Linked DNA regions of Mus musculus: region 2 is linked to region 1. The links are chromatin loops, found by intact Hi-C in ENCODE. Cell type or tissue: left cerebral cortex. All regions are shown on one strand. Links, peaks and the distances in the headings refer to the core of each region. The heading gives the core; the rest is flanking DNA. Region 1 overlaps Dnajc10 (DnaJ heat shock protein family (Hsp40) member C10). Region 2 overlaps Nckap1 (NCK-associated protein 1).

Region 1 (10,125 bases), core at 3,259-8,258:
AATTAAGTGAAAATTGAGCCATGGGTTTCTCTGTAAAAGCTAAAAGAGTCTACTATGGGGAAATCACAAAAAGCAAGTATAGTCCTGAGTAGTTAAGGGTGGGGAAAGGAACAGAGACACAGAAAAATATATTTTAAGTCATATAACTCTTATTTACTTTGTGGAAAGAGATAGGAGGTGACATTAACCAGTCAAGAGCTATTTTTATTTTAATTCCTACAGTAAGACTGTTTCTTGACCATATGCAGTAATAGAAATACTATTTACAGCTTGATTTTTTTTTTTTTTCCTCTTTCAGTAGTTACAATGGCTGGAATAGGGATGCGTATTCCCTGAGAAGCTGGGGTCTTGGGTGAGTGATTCAAGTGCATGTTGATGTCTAACACTGATTTGCAGCTCTTTATCTTCTCGTGTATGTAGTAAGGATTCTGGCATCAAAAATACTTGGAAAAGGATGGCATTTATCAAGGGTTGAACCATTTCTAACTTAGGAATGCTTACAGTGTTGCTGTATGTAATGCTTACAGTAATGCTTACAGTATTGCTGTAGAATGCTTACTTTGCTTTTGTATAATAAAAAATGTTTGATTCTCTTACTGCAGATTTTTGCCCCAAGCATCCATAGATTTAACACCTCAGACTTTCAATGAAAAAGTTCTACAAGGGAAAACTCACTGGGTGGTTGATTTCTATGCTCCTTGGTGTGGACCTTGCCAGAATTTTGCTCCTGAGTTTGAACTCTTGGCTAGGGTAAGTATTGTTGTCTAGTTAAATAAATTGTACACACATGTGTGTTTGTTTTAACAATTGGTTAAAACATTGTAAACTAATTCTTAATTTAGTTCTTAAAAATATCTCTCAATTTAAAAAATGTGTTTCTATAATTATTATCTGTCTTTCTTGAGGCAGGTTTCTCTTTATAACCCTGGCTGACTGGAAATCCCCTGTGCAGACCAGGCCAGCCTCAAACTGCTTGCCCTTTCCTTGAAATTGCTAGTATTAAAAGTATTTAGTGACAGATTACAAGGGTCCGAGTGTGTGTTTGTGTATGTGCACATTGTTATTCCTGTAGTTGAATTGCTAACTTAAGTTAGTCTCCCTGTTTGTTTATTTCAGTAGCCATAGAAACCAGAGGAAGCAAAGACGCTTTCCTTGTCCTAGAGCTGGAGAGGTTCCCATAAGTCAGTAGAGGAAAGTGATGGTAGAAAGAAGGCAGACACACGACAGCCACAAGGACAAGCAGAACTTTATGTTTGTGAGAGATAGGCGAAGCAAAGGAAACTGAGGGTACAGCTAGCTCCTGCCTTGAAGGACCATAGAGGGAAAAGACAGATACTTTATGTATAGGTGCTCCTGAGGCGCTCACAAAGGGCAGTTCCCTTTGTCAGTAGATTACCAAATGAAGGGAAGATTCTTCAGCATGGGGTTATAGAAGATCTCACTAAGAGACTGGTGACCATGGAAACACCCAAAGATGGGACGAGTGGGATGGAGTGACCTGAAGGTAAACAACGAGCTCCCTGTTCTGGGAAAGGATGGGGCTGGAGGGCCTGTAAATGCTGTCAGGAAAGACAGGAGGCAGGCGTGGACAGCAGCGTAAAGCACACAGGAAGAAGTCCGGTAATTGTCTATTTGGTTAACTCAAACTCAAGTCACTAGTGACTTTAAAGCTGTTCTTGTGTTAGAATGCTGACATATATCAGTGGAAAGAATACCGCATTCATAGACGATGAGGGAGGGTGAACACCCATATAGCAGAGACAGGCTGCATGCTGCCGATGACAGGAAACACTGCTCTGCAGAGAAGCCCCTTTGTGACCATCTGCAAAGGCACGAAAAGAGCAAGGCTCGCCCTGCTCTAGGAAGACTGAATCTCTGACCTAGACAATCTAAGTGGTGTGCTCAGCCGTTCACCCAATTAAGAATGTCACTTAGGATTAAAGACAGATGTTTGGCTGTGGTGGGCAAAGTGCGGTGAGTGGACAGTTAGGGAGGTCAGAGTTACAGTCTCCAGGTACCCGTGAAGAAGTGGCTGTTTATGTTAGACAAATGGCAGCCAGTGGAAGCTTAAAGGGCTTGGAAAAAAGTAGAAACAATCTGGTGTGAATACAAAGAATTAAAACTCGAGTTTTAAAAGTAAAAAAACTTTATATAAATATATAAATATTTGAAATATGTTGGAAAGTGGCAAGATCTGTTAATTCATTTTGTTTTGTTTTTCAGATGATCAAAGGAAAAGTGAGAGCCGGGAAAGTGGACTGTCAGGCTTACCCCCAGACGTGCCAGAAAGCCGGCATCAAAGCCTACCCCAGTGTCAAACTGTACCAGTACGAGAGAGCAAAGGTGTGTGCAGGCTCTGACTCCGCCTTCCTTCAGCAGGCCAAGCCTAGAGCATTATATGGGAGGAAGAGTTTCTCTACTTTCCAGTTTCTCCCTTCATCTTTTAAAAATATTTTTTACTGAGACATCTTCTTTTCTGGTGTACCAAGGTATTCTAAAAGATTTTCTGGTCTGTGTGGTTTCAGTTGCCTTATAGACTTTGTGCTCCATGAATACAAAAAAATACAACCAAATATATGTTATATCTGGGTTATACAATTCAAAGTTATTATTTTCTATGCAGTTTTATATTTTCTACTTTTTAATATAGTAATTGTTTTTTAAATATTTTCTTCTTAAGAAATTAGTTTGTAAATACCTTTGAAATACACTTAGTAACAGCATTTTTTGAGGGATGCTTACTAAAAGCTTAGATAACAAGTGGAGTCTTTTGCTTTGGTTATAATTGTTTGGAGGCACTACTACCAATATGCTTTTTTTTCTTTGTTGGTTAGGTTTGATTTTGGTTTGTGTTATGTAACTTGCTTTGTAGAGCCAGCTAGCATTGGCCTCTCAGATAGATCCATCTGCCTCTGAGTGTTAGGGTTTCATGCTCCACAGTGCCTGGGTGGGTTGGGTTTTCAGTGAAAGAAACCAGAGCTCTACCAAGGAAGGTCTCAACAAATCAGAGTCTGGTTTGAAAAGTTGCATCTTTCAGCTGATATAGTTGTTAACAGAAAGCACCTAAGACTGTCCAGTCTTCCCAGGTATATTACTATGCTTTTGAACAGAACTATGATATTTCAGCAAGATTATTGGTCCTTTAAAGATAAATGAAGACACATTTTGTCTTAAGATACTTTATAAGAAATAAAAACTGGGATGTGAGCTGATGGCTTACTCGTCTTCATGGTTTTTACTTTGTAGTACTGAAGGCTAAACACACAAGGGCAATGCTCTACTGCCAAGCTGCTGCTGGGTCACTCTGTCATACACATGCCCTCCACCACCACCACACCACATAAGAGTCTTTGAAGTCAGTGATGTGTTTTCCTAGAAATCACTTTGTGCTCTGCTAATGCTGCAAGTAGTATTCTTTCTAGTGTGGGTTAACTACTTTTGTAGCATTATGCTCTTGAAGAAACAGGAAAGTTAAACAGCATTAGAACAAAAAACTAAGGTATAAGGAAGCAAGCTTCTTGTGTGGAAATGTCATGTTTTGATTTATGTACTTAAAAGATAACATGAGTGTTTTTAATTTTAGAAAAGTATTTGGGAAGAGCAAATAAATTCCAGAGATGCAAAAACTATTGCTGCCTTAATTTATGGAAAATTGGAAACGCTCCAAAGCCAAGTAAAAAGAAATAAGGTAAGACTAAGCCTTCAAGTGACAGGCAGATTGCCAAGATGTGTTCATGGTGTGCATGCCACTCAGAAATGAATATTCAAAGACATACTCATTTTGGAGAACTATAACAGCCGACATTATAGACTCTAGATGATGAAATGCTTGGAAATTTGTATGCTCACCAGTTAACAAAAATTATCAAGTTTCTTTCATTTAAAAAAAAAAAAAAACTGGGACTCCAGTGTATATAACAACATCACTCATACAGCAAAATAGGGAAAGACAGCCAGCCTCCAACGAAGTGGATAAGCAAAATGTGGCACATTGATGCTGCCTGTAGAGTCTTTAAGGTAAAAAATGAAGAATGCATCCATACTTCATGGTAAATTTTTGAAGAAAAAAAATGATTAGTAAACCAGGTAGTGGTGGCGCGCGCCTATAACCCCAGCACTTGGAATGTGAAGGCAGGGGGGTGTCTGAGAGTTGGGAGATGTATAGATCTGATACACCCTGGTCTGTCTATAGAGCAAGTTCCAGGACAGCCAGGGCTATTACACTGAGAAACCCAGTCTCTGAAGGAAAAAGAAAGAATGGATGGATGGATGGATGGATGGATGGATGGATGGATGGATGGATGGATGGGTGGGTGGGTGGGTGGATGGATTGGTGGGTGGGTAGCTTGGTCCTATATATGTAAAATGTTCACAAAGCAGGTTAATGGCTGCCGAGACAGGGTGAGAGTAGAAATTGCAATGACTACTTGAGAGTGTGAAGGAATCTGGCTCTGAAGTACAGGAAATGTTTGGAAAGTGGTTGTATAGCTCTGCGTATACCCTGGACTTCATTGCAGATTTTCTATTTTTAATATGTGACATACACAAGCTGGGTTTGGTGGTGCACATCTGTAATCTCAGCGCTTGGAGGTAGAGACAGGCAGATCTCTGCTAGGTAGGAGTCCCGTCTCCAAAACATTTTAAATATATATATTAATATACATATATACATATACATTTATATGTGTATATATGGTAATGTTATTTATAATAGTGATATGGTTAATAGTTATTTAAATGTTGTTTAGTGTAAATAAAATACTGAATTACTAGTAGTAAATATTCTAGAACCTGAACATATTTTGGAAAGCAAAGTTTCCTTTGCGCTTGGTATAGGTGGACTATGTTTAAACCTGAATCCTGTTGTTCCTGAATTTTTATCTGTTCATCATCACTGCAGGCTCCTTCCTGTTGCTCTTCTGTAGCCGATTCGTTTGATCTCTCTTAAGTCTGCTCTCAGCCTGCAGAGGAGCAGACTCCAGGAGCGTGGGAGCTGCTGCGTAGAATTTAATACAGTCAGCATAGCACAGTCTCTGCGGAGTCTCGGCCTTCCTAGAACCTACTTGTGTATAGTAGTGAAGGGGAGCCCTAAGTGGGGAAATATTTCCCAAACATTTGTCCACGGCTAAGGGGTAGAGGAGATGGGAATCCATGTCTTCTTAGCAAGTAGATTTTTCTAGTGTTTGAGTTATTTTAATCTTTTCAAGTTATTTTAGAACTTACGGTTTTACCTAAGCTAAATATTTTAAAGTGTGTTACTACTCATAAACCAAAATACTATAACTGAAATTAAGATAAAGAACGTATCATATTACCACTTAGTGTCTTAATACCTTTTCTGTCACTGTGTAAAATATTCTGACAGAAGCAACTTAGGATAAAAATGGTTCTGACTCACAGTTCGAGAGCACAGCGCATTCACCTAGCGAGGAAGTCGAGAGGCAGGTGCTGAAGCGGCTAGTGACGTCACCCAGGCAGGAAGCTTGAGCGCCTGCTGCTGCTGCTGCTCAGTGCCCTCCTCCATCTTACAGTCCTCCCCTGCTAGGAAGTGGCACCGTCTCCCCAGCTCACGCCCCACGGGATTCCCAGAGAGCCCGTCAAGGTGACGGTAGAAACCATCTCACACAGGATGACACACCAGTAGGTGTGACAATACCTACTGTGTGCAGGTGAAAACTGGCACATCAGCTGTTATTGAGCAAAGAGTGTTTTGTGATATTCTCTTCAGTAAGAACATTGAGTATGTGTAAGAAAGTAAAATACTGATTACCTTATAATACCTTTCTCTTTTGCTCACCTTTACATGCATGCAGGATGAGCTTTGATGGTGTTGAAGAAAAAGCATGTAAGGAAAAGAATCTGGAGAACGGCATCAAAAGATCCCTTTCCCAAGTGACGATGCTCCTGAGGAAGCAGATGCACGTGACCTGGGCCTCGCAGTTGCCTGTGTACACAGAGCTCCTGTGCGGCACTGTGGGCTGCACATGCTTCCTGGAGAGCCAGGCAGCGCCATCTGAGACTGCAGTCCACATATGGTTCTGTGTTGTGTCTTTGTTGTTGTTGTTAATCCTTTTAGAAATACACACATCAGTCTTAGCTCAGGGCCATATAGAAATACTCCACAGGCCAAGTCCAGCCCAGGGACTAGTTTGCTGACCCCAGAACTGATGTTTGGACACCTGGCCCTGCACGTGGCTCTGTTACCTTCAGACTGTACAAAGTAGACTTGGGTTTTCACTTGTAAATTTCTGATGCGCTTGAAAAGAACTGACTTGCTTTTCAGTCACCTCTTCTAATTCTGTCTATGACCATATATTTTATTTTGACTATTTTCACCACATAGGAAAATAAAAATTACCCATTTTTCCTACTATGTACTACTGTATAGACAGAGGCTTTCTTGTAAGAGTTGAAGAGTTCTTAATTTATCACAACAGTAAGTGTAAAAATCCTGTAAGCTGCTGTCCCAGGAACAAGGTAAGAAGAAGTATTTACAGCAGTTGATGGGCTGTGTGGCTGTCACAGGTCTAAGCCTGTGTTTAGTATGTACACCTTCATTTATTTGCTTTCATAAATGTTCCTACTGATGGTTTTGTTGGTTTTGTTTCACGTGTCTTCCTGATATTGACATATTTCCCTTCTGGGTTCTCTGTTTTGATCACTCATGTTGATTATTTTTTCCCCTGTAGCCGTGGTTTTTCCTTCTGTCCAATATTCACTATTCCAATAGGAACAGTAATTTTAGATTTATTTTAATTGGCTCATGATGATGCTGTTTTTCAATTATTGTCTTTTTCAGTAAAGTTTCCATAACAACTGAAGTACTTTTTACTAAAATCAAGCACACAATGGACTCTTCCCATTTCTCAGTTGTTTAGACTCAGAGGGTCACAGGTCCCTGCTGCAACTCCAAAAACAGAGTGACCTCTAGTTCAGTTCTCTCCCGGTGTGTGGGGTGGTCAGAGGATGCCAGTGAATAAAGTCAAATTATTTTTTCTAAAATTCTTTTGAAGATGATTGTTGTGTTTGGAAGATTTTATCACTTTCCCTGCTCCCTAGTCTTGTCTTCATAAAGGCTATGCCATAGGTTTGTGCTAGGGAAAGCAGTGTGCATTAGTTTCCTTTCTACCTCATTCAGATTCTCCTGTGTTTTATTACATTTTAACTCCCTGACTCGGGCTCTGCTGTACATGTGAGCACACATGAGCCTTACCGTTCCTAACGAACTCTGAATCATGACAGGTAACGGCAAAAGCCTTTCATTTATTTAACTTTGACAGCCTAGAATTTCCTTTAAAACTAGCTTGTTTATGCAAAATTCCACAAGTGGAATGCCCAAAGAAGTCTTACTTAGTAAAAGTATTCTAATTTAGTGAACTAGTTACTTGCACACTACTGAACTGGGCAACAGAGGGGTGCACGAAGGGAGCCCACAGACTACCCTCCTGTCACAGTCATAAATAGTGGATAGCTAGCTACTCAGTGCCTACCTATAATTACTTCCTGTACTTGCTGGTAAACATTTTACAGGCAGTACATTAAACAGTAGCTGTTACTTTTGCTTAAGCTGTATGTCTATGGAATGTGCGCTGAACATAGGACCTGCTGCTGGACATGGGGTTAGGTAACTCGGATAATTATTCAGTAGCTGACCTCAGATTCATATTGTGCATTCACAGCAGATGGCTGGCAGGTTGATATTTAAATGGAACACCTCTAAGGAGTATCACGTGTACACTGAAGCAATACTATTTCTCTGTGCAGCTCCTCCTAGCAGAGCAGAGCAAATCCTAGGAGACAGGCTGTGTACAGCCAATTAGAACTTGTTTTGGATACTTGGTTCCTTAATATCTTTTTAGTCGAGAGTATACTGCTACAGGGACTGGGGAGATGGTTCATTGGGTGAAGCACTTGGCCATGCAAGCTTCAGGATCTGAGAACCCAGCTGAAGCCAGGTGAGATGGTAGTGTACTTGTGCCCCTGCTCTTCTGTGCTCTGCCTGCCCTCCAGCCATGCCTTTACAATTCCTGCCATATCAGAGCTTAGAGCCTGGCTTTATGCCCAGCTCTGCATGGATATTTTAATTAACTGCAAGAGTATTCTAATTTTAATTCAAACTACTGTGCTAATAATTTATGGTAAGAGTTATTGAGTAAATTATAATTTCATATGAGATGGTCCAAATAGAAATAGTTCATCATAAAAATAGAAGTAAAACCCCTAAAATACATGTCACACTGAGAAGGGGGGTAAAAAACCCAGAATAACCAGAGTGACTTGGTGAGAGAAGAAACTGGAAAATACGACAAAACCAGACTTCAAAATATACTATTAAGTCACAGTAACGAGAACAGCATTCTGCCAACGTTAAAAACTGTCAGGTCATTGGAAGAGAGGTCCCTGAAATTAAACTACTCATATGGACAACTGGTTTTCACCAAGACTCTGAGAGCATACAGTGGAGAGAAGAATGTCTCCATTATGTCCTAGCAAAACTGAATACACATGCAGAAGTAGCCTCAGATTTTGTAATTACTATCAGGAAATATAGAGGGAACACTTCAAGATAGTAGTATAGCAATGACTTTTTAAATAAAGACACCAAAGGCATGGGCACAAATAGATGAAACTATATTCTACTAAAAAGCTGTATAGCAAAGGAAATAATTGAGAGAAAACAGTATAGCATATGGAAGTGCAAGCTTTATCTGTGAAGTATTTCACTAATGTCCAGATTGTAAAGAAAAATTCAAAGCAGGATGAAAATATGACCTGTCTGTGTAGTCAACAGTAAGAACTGCTCAGCCTCACTACTGAAATGCAACCCAAAACCAGAGATCACAGTGGCACATAGCGTCTACCTGTTTTAGTGGCTGTCATCACCAAGGAATATAAGCATCATGGCACTTGACAGAACATCATTCGGCTGTTGAAAGCAACACGCGGAGAAGTGGAGTTCACTCTACTAAGTGAAGTAAGCCAGGCACAAAGAAATACCACGTCTTTCTTTCTTGTGAAAAGTAAGGCCTCTAGAAGAGCAGAAGTGGCCACTGTGCCACCGCAAACCAAAGAGAAGAAGCAGCAGAAGTGGCCACTGTGCCACCGCAAACCAAAGGGAGGGAGACCAAGAGAAGTAAAAAAGAACGGCCGGTCAAATAGTGTTTCTTTTGGTTCCTTGGCAGTGATGTGGATAAAGTGCCCTAAATGAGAGCAGGTGTGGTGGTTTTGAGGAGTTAAAGGCACCTGCTTTGAACCTATCCCCCACCCCCAGCTCCCCATCCCTACCCCCACAACCTGAGTTCAATCCCCAGGACCCACGTGGTAGAAGGAAAGAACTGACTCCCTTATGGTGACTTCTGGCCTCCCTGTGTGTGCCATGGCACGTGCATGCCCACACACAAATACAAACACAAAGTAAATAGTCTTTTTTTAAGTCTGCAATACACTTCGGTGGACTAAAGGGCAGGAAACCGACACACAGGAAAGCTTACTGCTTGGACAGGAGAATGGAGCACTGTATACCACATATATAATTGCCATGCCCAGAAAAGTGCAAATGCCACCAAAAAAAAAATGTATATCAGTGATGGTTGCTGTTTAATTAGTACCCCCCTCACAATGCCTAACAGTATTGTGATCGGTGTTTTTACGATGTTTATTAGAAAATCGAATGTATCTTTGCCTATGAAGCCACACCTACTCCTTTGAAAAACACTTTCTCCATTTTCCTAACCTTTTTCCTTCCTCTAACAGGCTTCCCTGTGGGTTTTTATTAGAAACATCAGGCTCCAGTAGGTGGCAGTGAAAAACAAGAAGAGACTTCATTCCACCTATGGGGGGGGGGGGGGGATAGTCTTTTCTACTTCAGGCAGTTCTGTGGAGTCAGGCCCCTCGTTTGCATTGTTTTCTAGCTAAAAGGACCCTGAATATCAAGTGTTGACTGTGAAATTGTAAACAAGCTGACGTTTGTGATCTGCTGTAACATGACTAACATGTAACAGCACACAGGCACACAGCTACTGTAGCGTGCTACACTCTGTCCATGCCATGAAGCAAAGCAGACTCCCATTGACGAAGAGCGCAACCACATTAACATCTGTCACTTCCCAAGATTTACAACAGTCA
Region 2 (10,125 bases), core at 1,990-6,989, 170 kb after region 1:
TCGTCTGAGGACAGGAAGTAAGGACTGGGGTACACTATGAGATTTGAGTGATACAGAAGCCTTCAAGTGAAAACCAATTCCATACTGACCCCAAATTCAGAGCCACTTTTAATAAGACATAATGCCTTGTCTCCTGAAAGCATGACTTGCTGATTCTAAATCCAACATCTGGCTTTCTGGCTATGGGGTGAAGAGAGCATGAGAGGAGGTGGTCAGAGCGCTTCACCTCACAGAATAGCCTTCTGCCCTGAAGAGGCCTCTCTCAATCAAGCACATCTTTTCTTTTCCTAATGAAACAAAATAGGCTTAATATATTTTATTTTAAGGCTAATTTTATAAATATGGGTCACAATGATTCAACACTTTAAATTTTAGTTTTAACAAATCCCAAAGTCTTATTATATACAAAGTGTAATCATACATAACCTTGTTAAGGGACAGTGAATTAAAGACTGGGCTATTAAACCTTTCAGTGTAGTAATTCCTTCAAATGACAAGGTCCAAGCAAAACCCTGCGTATTATAGGAAAGTCCAGTACAGCCAAGGCTAGTAGTAGGTCATGGTCAGCTGACTCCAGAAAATGGAAGAAACAAAACAACGAAGAAGAAAGAAAACACCGAAATAGCAAAATAATAAAAATTAAAGATGAAAATGCTTTTCTCCTGTAACTGTAAAGTTGATCTTTCTTTTTAAAACAACCACACAATAAACTCAGCTTCCCACTCCCCATCTTGGTCTATAGTTGTATGAAATTATAACATATATATCTGATACCAATACTGCCTCCATGGTAAACAGCTGCATCATACCCCAAACTCCATACTGCTTCCTTCTTAAGTCCTGGCAACTACTGTGGTTTACAAGACCATCTTTGGTGTTTTGTAGCACTAATTTTATGGTAATTTTTATTAAATGAGGTTTTAAAAATAGAAGAAAAACAATAAAGTGATTCTCTAAGCATTTGAAAAGAAAGTATCAGGTGGTAAAGTATATTAAATCCACGCTATGTGTCCAATGACTGAGACTTTCAGATTCACTACGTAGGAGAAGTGGCCATGGCCTTGCACATGTCAAGTGCACACACACTGACTGAGAGAGCCCCTGTCAGACTGCCCCACCCCCAGGGTTTGAGTAGAGTAATTAGCACACTCTGCCTTTCTCCAATACAGATTATTTTGGATTTCTTAAGTTTTTAGTGCTAGAAAGACCTTTACCATTATGAGTCAAGTATAACTGCAGCATCATTTTCAAGAAGACATTTAAATAAAAGTTAAAGATGTACGTGACAGGCTTAGGTTTTCATGCAGTAGAATACTAATTAGTAAAAAAGAAAAAAAATAGAAAAGAAAAAAAGAGGGAACAAATTATTAATCCAGTGGCCACCACAAACCGAAGAATCTGAGAAGCATGCTAAGTGACAGAAGCAATCCCGAGCCTGCTCTGTGGTGGCAGGAACGTGTGTGAGTTTAAGAGTAGGGAGAAGACAACAGAGGGAGGCGTTCCTGAGAGGACAGAGCTGCTGACTGGGGCCACGGTTACAGATCTAAATCCTGTCAACATATACTGTAGCCTTTCCTCGGTGTCTGGCCACGTCGGGAAATGAGTTTTAGAAAGTTACAGACTCGGAAGTTAATTATCTCTTAATGGAATTAATGTAGACTTAATATAGTTAGTAGGCTGAAGAACTCATTACAGGTAATATTTGCTAGTAACTGTCATGTATTAAAAAAAAAAAACTGTAGTCAAGCATATCTGAAGTAAAGTTGGTGTAGTGGTACACATTTCTAATCCTAGCAACTCAAAAAGCAGAGGCAGGCAGACAGTTGTGAGTTTAAGGCCTGACTGGGTCGAGACCCTGCCACCTGGAGAATGAATGAATGAATGAATGAGTGAGTGAATGGAGTAGATGTACACTGGAAAGACCCTGTGACTAGTATTTTTTGCTATATCTCTTCATATGCTAAAGAGCACTTTTCATAGTTTGTCACTTGCATTTATGTTACAAATTTTGGGTAGAAATTACATATTGCATGTTAGATCTTTTGAATGTTTATAAAAAGTACTATGGGTAACCTACATGATAATCTTTTAAAGAGTGCAGCCATCTGGTCTGGTTTGTCAAAGCTGGTCCTCATTTGTGTTAGAACATCAACATTCTCCACCACAAGTTTCTAAAAAAAAAAAAAGACAGGAGCCCAGGTCAGGCACGGATCTTTGTTCTAATGACTCATGTAGTTGCTTGCAAGTTACCATTTGAAAGACAAAAAAAAAAAATTCATTAAGTCCAGAGGATCATGCTATACAATTGTTTTAATAAAAGAATCTCAAAATGACTTATGTAAGACTAATATTTTCCTTTCGGTTTCCAATTCACGAAGAGGTCAGGAAACTTCAGCAGAGTAAGAAGCAAGAGTAAGGACCACCACATACTCAGACACACTACAGTATTTAAACATGACTCTTCTAGTCTGTCAAGTTCCAAGAGGTTTTGTGACCCAAATTAAAATTCTCTCAAAATGTACAGTCGTTTTATAAATACATACAAATGTGTGTGTGTGTTCTTATTCAATATAATTTATCTTAGCACTGACATATTCCTAAAATGATAAAAATGGTAATTTAAAATGTTGCTGCCATTATTATATTTACTTAATCATGAAGCAGTCCAAAGATATTTTCAACCAGCTTAAAGGGTTTAAGATGAAACATACTAGGTTTGCTGGCTAGTTTTATGTCAACTTGACACACGCTAGAGTCATCTTAAATGAGAGAACCTCATTCAGAAAGTGCTTCCAAAAGATCTGGCTCTAGGACATTTTCTTCATTAGTGAGTGATGGGTGAAGCCATACGTGGGCTGATGATTTTCTAAGAAAACAGGCTGAGCAAGCCAGTGAACAGCAGACCTCCATGGACTCTGCATCAGCTCCTGTTCCCAGGTTCCTGCCCTGCTTGAGCTCTTGTCTTGCCTTCCTTCGGTGATAGATTATGATGTGAAAGCATATGCCAAATAAACTCTTTCCTCTGCAACTTGCCTTTGCTTATGGTGTTTCTTCATAGCAATAGCAACCCTAACTAAGAAACCAGGTATGTGGCTTGTGGTAGAGCACTTGCCTATCACATGAGAGGCCCTGCACTCAATCTCTAATACTGCCCAATAAACTAAGAATGCTCATGTTACAATCTGTGGTAATGTGGAAAGCAATATATTCAAATAATAAATGGGAACAAACAGCTTGGGCGAGAATTTGGACATAAGCAAATACAAGCATCATTATGCAACAGATAAAGGCTTAAGGACACTGAGCATCTGAACACCCATCAGTTGTACAAATTAATTCACCACTCTGGCCTCTTTGTTGTCTTACCTGCAACTAAACCAAATGTCATTGAGAGGCCCTGTATTGCTTTAACTTCACTTATGTGCTAGTACTTTCTTGTCAGGCTAATTTAAATTCTAGGTATTTTCACATTCCTGAAATGTTTTACAAGAATGAATGTTTAAAGGGTAAATTAAAGCCATGTAGAGCAGCCTATATTCAAAATGCTAGCTATTTGAGAGGCTGGTGCAGAAGTTTTGAGGCCAGCCTGGGAAATTAACAAGATCCTGTTTCATAATAAAAAATGAGAAAAAGGCTAGAGATGAAGCTAGTGGTAGAGCACCTGCCTACCATGTGAGAGGCCAGAGGTCCAAACCCCAACACTGCAAACCAGGACAGCAGGGTGGGTGGTGAAGACTGTACCTTAAGTTCAGCTACTTGTGATGAAATGTGCCACATAAGGCTCTCACTCAGGAACTTCATCCCATATGGGCCTAGGAGCTCTGATAATGATCTCATTTCTGAAAGGAAATGAATTAACTTCAGTTTCTTGACAGAGCAAATATATTAAGATACACTGATATACTGGACTATCCCAGCTTACAAACTAATTATTAATACCCAAAACAACCAAGCCAAATTAAGTTACCATGTAAAACAATCAGGCTTTCTTCATTTTCTAGATCTAGCATATAATATTCACCTGATATATCAGAATATTCCTCTGCATTGAATGTTAATTCATTTTCTGTGGGTAAATTCACAAATGCTTTCATTGCAGGAAAATAAGCTATATGGCCATTGCTGACTTGTCTTAATAAAGTTTCCAAGTACCTAAAAAGAAAAGGTTTTAAAAAGAAAGGTTTATAAACCTAAATTTATAACTAGGAGAAATGGCTTGTTCAAGTATTTACTATAGTCTACATCCCTACATATAACTTTTAAGTTAACTGATAAAATAAATGGTACATAATGCTGAAGGGAGGGCGGCTCGGGGAAGAACACTGAAGGCCTGCTTTCTAGAATATGCATGCTGGTTCATAACTGTGACTCTGGTTTCAGGGGATCTGATGCCCTCTTCTGGCCTTTGAGGGAACCAGTAACACATACGGTACACATACATACATGCAGACAAAAGATTCATATATAAAAACTTAACCATAAAATGGTTTTCCTAAGGAGTTTATTACAAAACAAAACTTTCCATCCTTCAAAGCTTGTAAATGTGCTCCTTACCAGTTTGTATACAGACTCGTGATGGTTGGTTCTCCATGGCTGTCTAAGTGTTGTGTTTGCTGAAGAAGGACATTATTAAATACTCTGGTGATATCAATCTGCACATAGTTCTCTATGGACTGGAGTACAGTCATATATGCTCTTACGCTTGTTAGAAGCTCTGATGGCTTTGCAATTTCCTGTGTAGCTTGATTATACATAGTCATTCCAACAATTGATCTGGAGGTAATAACAGACATAAGATTTTCTCACTTGTGCAAACAATCTACTCAACCTAACATCTAATATCAAATAAGCAATAAAATTAATTCTTTTTTTTTAATTAGGTATTTTCCTTGTTTATATTTTCAATGCTATCCCAAAGGTCCCCCATACCCACCCCCCCCAATCCCCTACCCACCCACTGCCCCTTTTTGGCCCTGGCGTTCCCCTGTACTGGGGCATATAAAGTTTGCAAGTCCAATGGGCCTCTCTTTGCAGTAATGATAAAATTAATTCTTAAATAAAGCCATGAAATTACTGTCATCTCATAACCTAAAAATGATGAAGAATACAATTAAAAATCATTCAAAGAAGGTAAGTTACTAACAATGATCAGACATAAAATGGACTTTTAAAAACTCCATTAATGTAACAAGGACAATGAGATATTTATCCTAAAGCTTAAATTTATTTGGCACTGCTGCTTGAAGCTTTTTGAATTTTATGTGAGTGAACTGAATCCCAGTATGTACTAAAATAGCTATGCAGTTATCATCACTAACACTTCATAAATAAACTAAGGTTCAAACCATAAGGAAACTATAAAAAGAATCAGTGTTTGGAGGCAGTCTGTTTAGAATGAGCAGTTTTCAAACACCTAGAGAGAATGTAAATATGTAACTAGACATAATAGTTTAATTAACCATTTATAAAGTCATACACCCTGATCTAAAGTTGACAAAATAAATGAGCATCTATAAATGTTTGTTTGACTTAATGCTGGTCTTCAACAAACTACTTGACAGTTAAAATAAGATGGCACTGAACAGGGCTGGCGAGATGGCTCAGAGGGTAAGAGCACTGACTGTTTTTCTGAAGTGAGTTCAAAATCCCAGCAACCACATGTTGGCTCACAACCATCCGTAATGAGATCTGATGCCCTCTTTTGGTCCATCTGAAGTCAGCTACAGTGTACTTATATATAATAATAAATATATCTTAAAAAAAAAAGATGACACTGAACAGCACATTAAAGCACGTTTACTCGCCATGTATATATAAAGCTAACAGGAAACACAGGCTTGAAAATACTTCTCTAAGTGATCTTTCTCCGCATCAGTCCCTCCTATTCCCTTAAAAATTTTTACTTAAATTACATTTATTTACAAGTAAATATTTTTAAATTACACTGATAAATTATGTGTGTGTGTGTGTAAGTTAAAGGACAACATTGTAAAGTCAGTTCTCTCCTCCTACCAAGTGTCTGCCTGCTTCGCAGCAAGCACCTTTACCTACAGAGCCTAGCTGCCAGTCCTTATCGATTTAAGACACTCCCATAAGCATTCGACTTGTATTTCTAAAGATGCGTCTTTAACACAGCAGACAAAGCCCACAGCTAGGACTACATCCAGATAGGCCAACTCAAGATGAAAATTACTACTCTTGTATTTAGGCCCCAAGGAATAAGACTAAAACTGAACAATAAAAACAAAGGAGGGGGCTGGTGAGATGGCTCAGTGGGTAAGAGCACCCGACTGCTCTTCCGAAGGTCAGGAGTTCAAATCCCAGCAACCACATGGTGGCTCACAACCATCCGATCACGAGATCTGACTCCCTCTTCTGGAGTGTCTGAAGACAACTACATAGTGTACTTACATATAATAAATAAATAAATCTTAAAAAAAAAAAAAAAAAAAAAAAAAAAACAAAGGAAACCCAAACAAAGCAAGTTGCTCCCTGACTTAACCCAACCACTAAAAGAGGTTTGGGAAGAAAAGGGCACTGGCGTGCCCATAAATTATAACCAAACTATTTACAAAAGGAAAACACAGGAGCCAAAAACTGAACCTCAGACCCTGGCCAGCAGTCCCCGTCCCCCCCACCCCCAGCTAACAGTGTTAAGGACCAGAAGGCAGAGTGTGCCTTGGGTCTCAATACCGAAGTTTACTGTCAGTGTATCTGACTTAAGAATGGGAACAAAAGATATTGTTCAGCGCTGGCTGCTTCACTGACAATTACTAGTTCAATACTCCATTTACTGTTGTTTTATATAGTCCTACTTTGTTCTCTTGTTGCAGTGTTCTTGTCATACCAGCTAGAGTCTCCAGCTTTATTCTATTTCCTTGCCACAATGTTTCACGTACAACAATGGAAACATTACTCATTCATGATCATAAACACTTTGAAAATCCTTTGGCAAATTTTTCAGATACTGAGATTAAATTATTATTAAATTATTAATTTCCAAGATTAAAATTTAAGTAATAAACACTTTCTTAATAGTTAACTTTCAGAAATCTAAAGTATCATTCATAGAACTGAATTTTTTATTCCTTACTGCAGTATCACACAAATGTCTGTAAACCTTACTCAGAACTGATGGCTTGGCGTGCTCAGGCAAAGCCTAATACGCACTTGATGATGCTCGATGCTTGCATCTTTTCTTACTCACTTGCTGTGCTCTCTTTACTGACCGCATCCTAGTGAGCTCCTGGCCTTACTCACTTAACCTCCATAAGCCTGAAGACAAACTACGCTAATAAGCCCTGTTTGTGTAGGACAACTAATCTTAGGAGGAAGTTGCTGACATGGTCAGTGTTGGTAACTAGCAGTAAGTGTGGGGCAGGAACCTGCTGCCCAGTAAGTCTCACTTCACTATTCCACATGGTTCTCGGCCCACTGCGATATGCAGTGCACCAGTTCACCTCAGAAATGCTAGTAACAGTTGGTACTGGATAGGCATCAGGTGGCGAACACAAGCTTGTTAAATGAAGCAGTGGCAACAGTCTGTGTGCTCTCTTACTTAGTGAACCGGATTTCCAGATGAGAAGTCAAATACTCCCTCGGCGTGAAGGTGTGCTCCCACACCGCCATGTTTGGAACATAATTTATGGAGAAGCATAACTCCGAAAGTGCAGTGTGCAACTTATCAAGGCTAAAAAACAGTAATAAATAACAATTACATGATAGTTCATAACAGGTACTTCCAAATCAATTTCATAAAAATAGCAAGACTTACAGAGAACACTGCAGAATTTTATTTTTTTATTCTTAAACTGATAGTTCAAAAGGTTTCTATCTAACTCAAGCAAATATTAAGCAGGATCGTTTGTATCCCTCTACATTCGGCTAATAATAAATGTACTGAGCACCACAAGAAGAGGCGCTTATTCAGCCGTCAGCAGCAATAACTTCCTCCTGGTGGTGTTAATCTGCTATGGAGCAGAGGCACTGTTTATAAAGGGGCAATGGCTTTTTCGTCTTAGGAACAGGTAGAACATTTAACAAACAACATTCACCCAATTACTGTCCACCTCTGCTTTCCTAACCACCAATCAAAATGCTAACTAATGTCTGTGAGTACAAGCTAGCACATTTATTTTTTCAAATAATGGTATCAGACATATTCTTATGGATCACGAAGTTGTTAAAAATGCGCCTCAGAGAATTTGAGAGACTCTTGGCCTTCAGTATTCTGTACATCAAGACAATACCACCTGTTACCTATGTGACGGTTAGTACTGACTGTCAACTTGACAGATGGAGTCACCTAGTTAACTCCCATGGGTGTGTGTGTCTGTGAGGGCTAACAGAGGTAACTGTAAGCAGTGTCACTCAGCAAGCTGGAGCCCAGGGAATACGGTCAGAAGGAAGCTTCCTGGCTGCAGGTACAAAGTCCAGGGCCCCAGCCTCCCTGTCTCCCCTGCCAGGACTGTACCCTCAAACTGTGAGCCAAATAAACGTCTTAGATTACACTGGCTGGGTACTGTGTCACAGCAGTGACACAGTGAGTCTGCATTGTAGAACATAGTACTAACAGATAAACGTACAAGGATTTCTGTTCTGCTTTGTTTGTTTCGTAAGGGTTAGACAATAAAACCTCCTCACTTCCTCTCCCCGTCTCAGTTCTAACAGCGCCGAGGAAAGAGTCCCCACAGAGTCCCCAGGAGAAGAGGAAGGCTTACTTGGTCACTACCAGCCTGTTTTTCCTCATGCTCTCCACACCCGGTTTTTCCCTTTCAGGTTCCCCTTTCTTGCCCGTCTGTTTTTTTGACTTCTTATTCACTGCTTGACTGATGGTTTTGGCACAATGCTTCGGCAATAACTGAAATTGGGTAAAAAGGCTGTTATACTGCTGCACCGACTTCTCGGAATGTATAAACTGCCGCAGGCTACCTTGGCTGGGTTGCTACCAGGAGCAACCAGGAGGGCTGAAATGCAGGGAGCATTTTACCTATCTAGATCACAGGCCCTATACAGCAAGGCAGAGGTGGAAACTTACTCAAGTATTAAGGCTTATTCAAGTTATTATTCAAAAGACAAATAAAACATACCAGGCAATTATGGAGTGAGATATAACAGGCACTATAACTATGTAAATGGCCTACAAAGAAGAAACCAGATCTGTTCAGTATCTAGTGGGCACACTGTAAAATAGAGCATAGAGTAGACAGTGAATAGTTTGGGGCTGGAGAGATGGCTCAGAGGTTAAGAGCACTGACTGCTCTTCCAGAGGTCCTGAGTTCAATTCCCAGCAACCACATGGTGGCTCACAACCATCTGTAATGGGATCTGATGCCCTCTTCTGGTGAGTCTGAAGACAGCTACAGTGTACTCATACACATAAAATAAATTAATTAATCTTAAAAAAAAAAAAAAAAAAACACAGTAGTTTTTGCTGTTAAGGGGGTTCTGAGAGTGAAGCCAGAGTGAAAGTTTTATATTGCAAGCAATCTGGGAAACGGGCAGGTTTTACAGATGGAGACACAGATGTTTTCTTTCTTTTTTTCTTTTCTTTTTTCCAAGATAGGATTTCTCTGTGTAGACTAAACTGTCTTCAAACTCACAGAGATCTGCCTGCCCCTGCCTCCCAAGTGTCGGGATTAAAGGTGTGTGCACCACCACCGCCTGGCAGAGCTATAGATGTTTTTCTAAGGTTAATTTTAACACTGACAGAAGAAATAATTGAAAAACTTAAAATATTACCTGGTCACTAAGAGTACACTGTTCTGTGCAAATATCGGTGATGAGATTTCGAGCTTGTTTGGCCATCTCATCCAGGAACATATTGCACAGGGAAAGGCTACGATCTCCTATATGATGGCGCTGGTGGGCAGAAGACAGAAGTAACACAGGTCACAAGGACATGATCTCAACAAAACACTTTACACAAACATGAAAATTCAGGGAAAGTCCTATTCTGCTATAAGGGCTGGGGAAGTAGATGTGTGTTGCTTTCTCTACAACTCAAATTAAACTATATGTGTTCATATAAAATATATACTTGGTAACAATGTAAGAAAATTATGATTTAAGAACAATCTTCTAAAATCTCTATTTATAAAGCATAAAACTGTATTCAGCCAGGTA

What was found. Hi-C counts contacts between places; a loop is a spot of excess contacts. Peaks named below come from ENCODE experiments on the same cell type or tissue, not always from the same donor. Only the 100,000 strongest peaks of a DNase experiment are listed, where the experiment ranks them.
Region 2: a loop joins it to region 1, with 3 times the contacts of the local background. A loop is called at or near these places in 21 of 42 quality-filtered maps.

What each region holds. Positions count from the first base shown.
Region 1 is chr2:80,347,046-80,357,170 of GRCm38, forward strand. Dnajc10 (DnaJ heat shock protein family (Hsp40) member C10) reads left to right here. Exons shown (of 23, transcript NM_024181.2): 19 at 299-352; 20 at 603-750; 21 at 2,224-2,343; 22 at 3,584-3,688; 23 at 5,814-7,010. The coding sequence ends at 5,825. Among named protein-coding and RNA genes, the nearest start is that of Dnajc10, 37 kb to the left of the region's middle. In left cerebral cortex, for the core only: no CTCF peak of the experiment used is centred there; a DNase peak (open chromatin) is centred at 5,502.
Region 2 is chr2:80,515,818-80,525,942 of GRCm38, forward strand. It overlaps Nckap1 (NCK-associated protein 1), which reads right to left. Exons shown (of 31, transcript NM_016965.3): 18 at 9,742-9,861; 19 at 8,721-8,860; 20 at 7,559-7,690; 21 at 4,555-4,773; 22 at 4,022-4,152; 23 at 3,742-3,839; 24 at 2,078-2,171. Among named protein-coding and RNA genes, the nearest start is that of Gm24461, 38 kb to the right of the region's middle. In left cerebral cortex, for the core only: a CTCF peak has its summit at 4,424 (motif pointing left); no DNase peak of the experiment used is centred there.